Linked DNA regions of Homo sapiens: region 2 is linked to region 1. A link is a contact called in ENCODE Hi-C data. All regions are on one chromosome and are shown on one strand. Each heading gives the region's core, a stretch centred on a gene start or an enhancer-like site at or near the end of the contact. The rest is flanking DNA. Distances are from core to core; before and after follow the strand shown. Region 1 holds the start of ERG (ETS transcription factor ERG). Region 2 overlaps LOC124905020 (a long non-coding RNA gene).

Region 1 (2,920 bases), core at 35-2,534:
TCCTCCTCCTCCTCTCCTTCCTCTCCCTTTCCCCCCTTATCTTTCTCCTTCTCCTCCTTCTTTTGTCCTAACATGAGGTGATAAATCAGAGGTATATAATAAAAGCCAGAATGACCTGGGCTGGTGGACAGAACTCTGACACATGCCGGCCTAAAGTCTGAGTGAAATCCATTTACTGAACGTCCAGCTCTGCAACCAGGAATTGTCAGATGACTCAGGATTTAGTCTATTGTGTTCTTGGGGTCGCCTATTGAGACCACACCTCTTTATGGGTCCTGCGTTCCTGTAGCTAGATTCAAAGCAAAATGTTTCTTCCAAGCAATTTCCTGAAAATGAGTAATTAAAGTCCTGAAACCCTCTAAGGAATGTTCAGGCCTGCATTCGCTGTACTTCCTTCGAGGAGAAAACAGACCTGTGACCCTGAACTTATAGCTTGGATTTTAGACATGTAATGGGGCCCTCACATGGCATCTCTGGGTAGCCAAAAGTTCTATGAGGATCTGTTGTCTGCAACATGGATGTCTGTCAGAGTGAGACCAGCTCACTGATATTCCGGGACATTTGTAGTCACTTCAGTTATTTGGGTTTTAATAAATACTTGAAAACAAGACTTAGGAAGGTTTATTTTTCCTCTTTATTTTTTGTGTTTACTGTAAGCCTAGAGTCCTTGCGTTTTCAACAACTTTGTTGTAGAGCAAATAAAAAGTGCAGGTATTTGGAAGGAGAAAATGAAACTGTTCTGGAACACTTATATGAAATGTTGAATAAATATAGGTTGTTAAAAATCAGCCAGGCAATGGCTGTTACTGAACATGGCCATCTATTAACATGAAATAAACTCCACCTGCAAAGTTTCCTTTTAGGAGAAAGGAGCTCAAGTCCTCTGTCCTAGTAATTCTGCGAAGAATTGGGCTGCGAAGGGCTGACACCCAGGGCAGTGGGGTGCCCTCAACGCCTTGGCTCCAAGGTGCTTGCAGCCCGTGTGAAGCCATGCGGAGTCCCATCACATCTGCATCCTGCCTTGGTCTCAGTGCAGTGTGTCACACGGCGGCACACCGGTCACACCTGCTGTGGCAGTCCCCATCCCAATTGATGCCTTTTCTTTTTTTAATTAAAAAAAAAAAATCTCCTGGCTGCATATCATCAAGAAAAACAACATTGTTTTCAGGGTCTCTTATCTCTCCACTCCCAAATATCCTGTTTCTTTGGGCTGGACAGCCAGGACCAATAGAAACCTCTTCCTGCCATTGGCTGACTTCATTTCCCAGACTTAGCACAATCTCATCCGCTCTAAACAACCTCATCAAAACTACTTTCTGGTCAGAGAGAAGCAATAATTATTATTAACATTTATTAACGATCAATAAACTTGATCGCATTATGGCCAGCACTATTAAGGTAAGGAAAGGGTTCCTTTTAATTTGACAAAATCTTGTTCTTGTTACTCTTTTCTTTGGTTTCCTTTATCAAGGCAGATAAGTTAGGGTTGGGCAACACCCCCACTGCCACAATAGAGGACAACAAGATTTCCTTTGCACTGCCTAGTAAATTTCCTTTTTCCTACTCCAACCATCCGCAAGGCTTAAAAACTTCAAACTCAGAAAAAAATTGGGGTTTCTAAATTCACTGTTGAGTGCTGTGGATTACTTTTGGAAAGGCTTTTCGGAGCGCTTCTGAATTTTCAGATTCTCTAACTATCCCTAACGGTGCCTGGATGTGTGTCTGAGAAAAGGCAGCAGACTCGGAGAGGTTGAAGGGTCGGGTCAAAGCAAAAGATGCGTTTGTGAATGTCAGACATTTGGAGGCTCTTCAGTGGCTCCTTAGCATCAGGGATGCCAGGCAGTCCCAGTGGAAGCGAAGAGATACTCGGCAAGTGGCTGCTGGTAATGGGACGCAAATGTTGACTTGATTTGTGGGACATCCACGCTGAGAACTGAGTGCTCACGTAACTCAAATGGGGGTAATTTGGTTTGTTCCACTATATGTTTATCTTCAATAAAATACCTACTGTCTGTGCACTGTGAGTAAGATTTCTTCCAGCAATGGTTAGGTTTGCGGAGATTGGAAAGCAATGGCCGGTCGGTTCTCTGTGCTGTGGGGTGTTTGGTCTGATGCATTTCCTTGCCTAAGTTTTTAGTAGATAGCATGTAGAGATTAATGTGGAGGTAAATCTGCACAGGTACAATCCTAAATATGGCCTGATTCCTGGAAATGAAGCCAATTTAATGGTGACTACAAGTCAAGGGGCATGCAGTCTTGAATGGGGGTCCGTTCAGTTGTTTTAAAGGCCACCATGCCTTCGTGACATTTGTAGAAATGTGAAAAATCAGCAACAAAAGCAGATGCTGAGTGGAGGGAAAAGAAAATTGTGTTTGTTGCATGTCTTTAGTTTTGCTGCACGGAGGTGAGAAGCATTTGGTGGTGTTTTCATAAGGCTTTTAGTTTGTTGGAAAGTGCATAAGAAAATGGAAGTTTGCCCAGAATTGGGCCAAGCCATTTTCAAAAATACTCTTTGGTTTGGTATTTTCATAATTTGAAATGTTTGTATTAGAAGATTTGACTCATATGTACCATAGAAACTGTGTTTGAGAAGTTCAGCTTTTATTTCTCAAGGTGTGTTCAATAATATATTAAAAATCTGTGTACCAAGAACTTTCACCTTATACTTTTCTTTCTTTGGCTTCAAGGATTGGAATCTGCTGAAATATGGCTCCTATAGACAGGAATTATAAAATTGAGAGTTAATGTGCCCTACTTATAGCTACATGAATAGAAATTACTTGATTTTGTGACCCAAAATGTTATTTTTTTGTTCTTATTTTCATCCTTATTCATATGCATGTTAAATCAAATATTCTGTGTAAATCTTGAATAGCTTGGGTACGATCTTATGTGGTTTTTTTTCCCAAAAAACTCAGTG
Region 2 (2,967 bases), core at 323-2,822, 330 kb after region 1:
GACATGCATTTTTCAAGTTCCATAAATTACCCACACTCTGGAGCTTTAATGCGTCAGTCCATCTGAGGCTGAGAATAGGCTAAAGATGGTAGAAAAGGAAATATGGAAGAAATGAGGAATGTCCAGTTCATGTTTGCATTTACTGTGTAGAAGATTTAGAATTTTAATTTTTCCCAGCTTTGCTTCCAGTACTCTAGGGCCTCACTGTGAACTAGTATATGCATTCAATGTGTGGAATGTTGTTTTAGGCTGTTTCTGAAATCTGTAAAGAATATTGAGTAAGGTAGAGAAAAGCAATGCTTACTTATTAGACATGTCTGAATGGCTCTTCCCAAATGGCATGGTCCCCCTCACTCTACCCTTGAACCAATCTGAGAGGCCATGTTATAATTAATCTTAAATAATTTGGGAAAATTAGGTCAATCCTGGACCCAATAATTCTTAACAAGAATTCTGTACAGAAATATAGTTATAATTAAGCATTAATCAGGCTGCACTTCGGCCCACTTCCTTGTAACAGAAAGTCAGGTAGGCCTAGACACTGACCATCTGTATCCCTGTTGTTCTTATAGATAGCATCTCTGAGGTTAGAATCACAAGGCTTTTGCTTAAAAATTGCTTAAGATGTGGCCAGGCGCAGTGGCTCACGCCTGTAATCCCAGCACTTTGGGAGGCCGAGGCGGGCTGATCATGAAGTCAGGAGATCGAGACCATCCTGGCTAACACAGTGAAACCCCGTCTCTAGTAAAAATACAAAAAATTAGCTGGGCGTGGTGGTGGGCGCCTGTAGTCCCAGCTACTCGGGAGGCTGAAGCAGGAGAATGGCGTCAACCCGGGAGGTGGAACTTGCAGGGAGCCGAGATCGCACCACTGCACTCTAGCCTGGATGACAGAGTGAGACTCTGTCTCAAAAAAAAAAAAAAAAAATTGCTTAAGATGCTTTTCAGATCCTGAATTCCAGTGGAACAGCTCACACCAACCAGTTAGAAGACCCTCACCTCACAGAGGAACTGAATCAGTATGAGAATACAGCGTCTTCATCTTCTTGTCCAATGCCTTCACCCTGCACTCTTCGATCAACCACTGATCTCCACACTTTGGTCAACTCTAAAACCCTTAAAAACCCTAACCCTAAAACTCCTCGGGGAGACAAATTTGAGGTTTCCTCCCGTCTTATTCAGCGGCTCTGCAATGAACCCTCTTTCTCTGCTGCAACTGGCTGTCTCGGTGTACTGACTTGCTGGCTGCCCATCAGGCAGCGAACCTATTACGGTTACAGCCATTACTGGCATCTAGTGGTGGAGGGTCAGGGATGCTGTTAACATTTCACAGTGCATCCAGTAGCCCCACGACAAAACGTCAATAGTCCTGAGGTTGAAAAACTGTGGACTAAACCAAACCTCAGAGCCTGCTCAGGGTGTGTGACTTTCATTCAGGCCAAACTCATCCCTGTGATGGCAGGTCAAGAATAGACTGAGTCACTAGGAGCTTAGGACACCGCTGCCCCTCCTCATGCCTCTTCCCCAAGGAGTGCAAATGCTCCCTGCTCTCCATAGATGCCGGCCCCGAAGCAAACTCAAGACACTGGGTCGAGAAACACAACCTCCCATAGGGGCAGGACAAAGCTGCCTTCGCCCCTGGCCTGCTGACCTCCAGGGGCTGGTGGGAAGGAAGCAGCATTCCAGAAGCATTAGCTAATTACCGCCCTCTCTAGGACTGCATTCCTTGTCACAGATGCAAAACCTAATAAATCACAGTATATGTTCCTGCTTTTTACTTTCAGGAGAAAAAAAGCAAAAATCCATCAAAGGAACTAACAGAAGGGACTCTGTATACGTCTAGGTTGGTTATGCAGAAGCAGTTTAAGGTGGATAAGCTTGAATCGAATATGCCTTTCTCATGAACAACATTATTTTGTAGATTTATGTAGATTATGTTATGTTAGGTAAGTTCCAGAAAAAAAGAAAATAGTTTATCTTTTGGCGAAGGTGGGGGAGGAGGTTGTGGGTTGTAAAACCAAACATCCTAAGTGTTTCTGGCTATTCATATCTCTGAGTAAGGGAAATACTGCTTGGACTCCTTGCTCTGTGACCTTGGGCATGGTGCAGTGGCTTCCGAGCCTAACCAAACGGGTGCGAAGCCTTATCAGCTGTGTGTCCCTGAGCACCTTTCTTAACTTTTTCATGCCTCAGTTTCCTTATCTGTCAAGTGGAGATAATGCTAGTGCTTATATATAGGGCTGCTGTGAGAATTAAGTGAATAAATATTTATAAGGTGGTTAGAATAGTTCTTGACCTTTAGTTAATGTTGCCTCAATGTTTGTTGATTAATTCTGAAGTCCTTTATCAGCTGTAACACCCTGTGAGTCAATGGTCCTTTTCTGTTGCCTTCGACAATATTATGTAATCAAAATTCTGATCCCAAATGCTGACCTGAGAGAAAATGCCTGATTCGGAATGAGCCAATAGCAGCCCCATTATATTTTCTTTACTTGGCTTTCTGAGCAGCAGTCACATTTAAGGCGTTGCCATCAAAAAGGGTGAAACACAGAGGTGTTTGATTTAGCTGACTTTTGTCAGAAACTTGATTCACTGGACACTGGTTGAGTGGCCTCATTTTGGCTGAGATTTTCATTTGAGGCTTTCTGTGTTTCCACTAGATGGCATATCAGTTTGTTCCATTGTGTTTCTGCTGATTCCTGCTCCTCTTGGGTGTAGATCAATGCTCTTGTTCTGGTTTGGGGGAAGGCTGGTGCTGGAGAAGCTTCTAGAAGGAGCATGGAAACAGCCCCATTTAGCCCCAGGGATACAGAGATGTGGGGAGGTGAGATACAAGGCTCAGCCAGCCTGGAATGGTGCAACAGTCCCCTTTACTCCCCGGCCAGTTAAACCCTGGATTGCACCAAAATGACAGGCTGAGGGTCATCAGCTGTGGTCCTGCTCACTTCCTGATGACAAGAAAAGTGGC

The links. A loop is a pair of places that touch in the nucleus more often than their neighbours do. Pooled maps may share reads with other maps.
Region 2: a loop to region 1 is called in a map of endothelial cell of umbilical vein, with 5 times the contacts of the local background. The contact joins the enhancer-like site here to the promoter of ERG in region 1. A Hi-C loop is called at or near these places in 2 of 168 maps with a recorded cell type or tissue (Right ventricle myocardium inferior and endothelial cell of umbilical vein) and 4 of 50 pooled maps.

What each region holds. Positions count from the first base shown.
Region 1 is chr21:38,496,841-38,499,760 of GRCh38, reverse strand. It overlaps ERG (ETS transcription factor ERG), which reads left to right and starts at 1,284. Exons shown (of 10, transcript NM_182918.4): 1 at 1,284-1,398. The coding sequence starts at 1,381.
Region 2 is chr21:38,170,597-38,173,563 of GRCh38, reverse strand. It overlaps LOC124905020 (a long non-coding RNA gene), which reads right to left. Exons shown (of 3, transcript XR_007067862.1): 3 at 1,864-2,766. Among named protein-coding and RNA genes, the nearest start is that of DSCR10, 34 kb to the left of the region's middle. RefSeq lists an enhancer at 1,495-1,789. Within about 2 kb of position 1,572, at least 3 of the 41 ENCODE cell types and tissues checked have a DNase peak (open chromatin) inside an H3K27ac peak, as active enhancers do; they include endothelial cell of umbilical vein, where a contact is called at or near this core.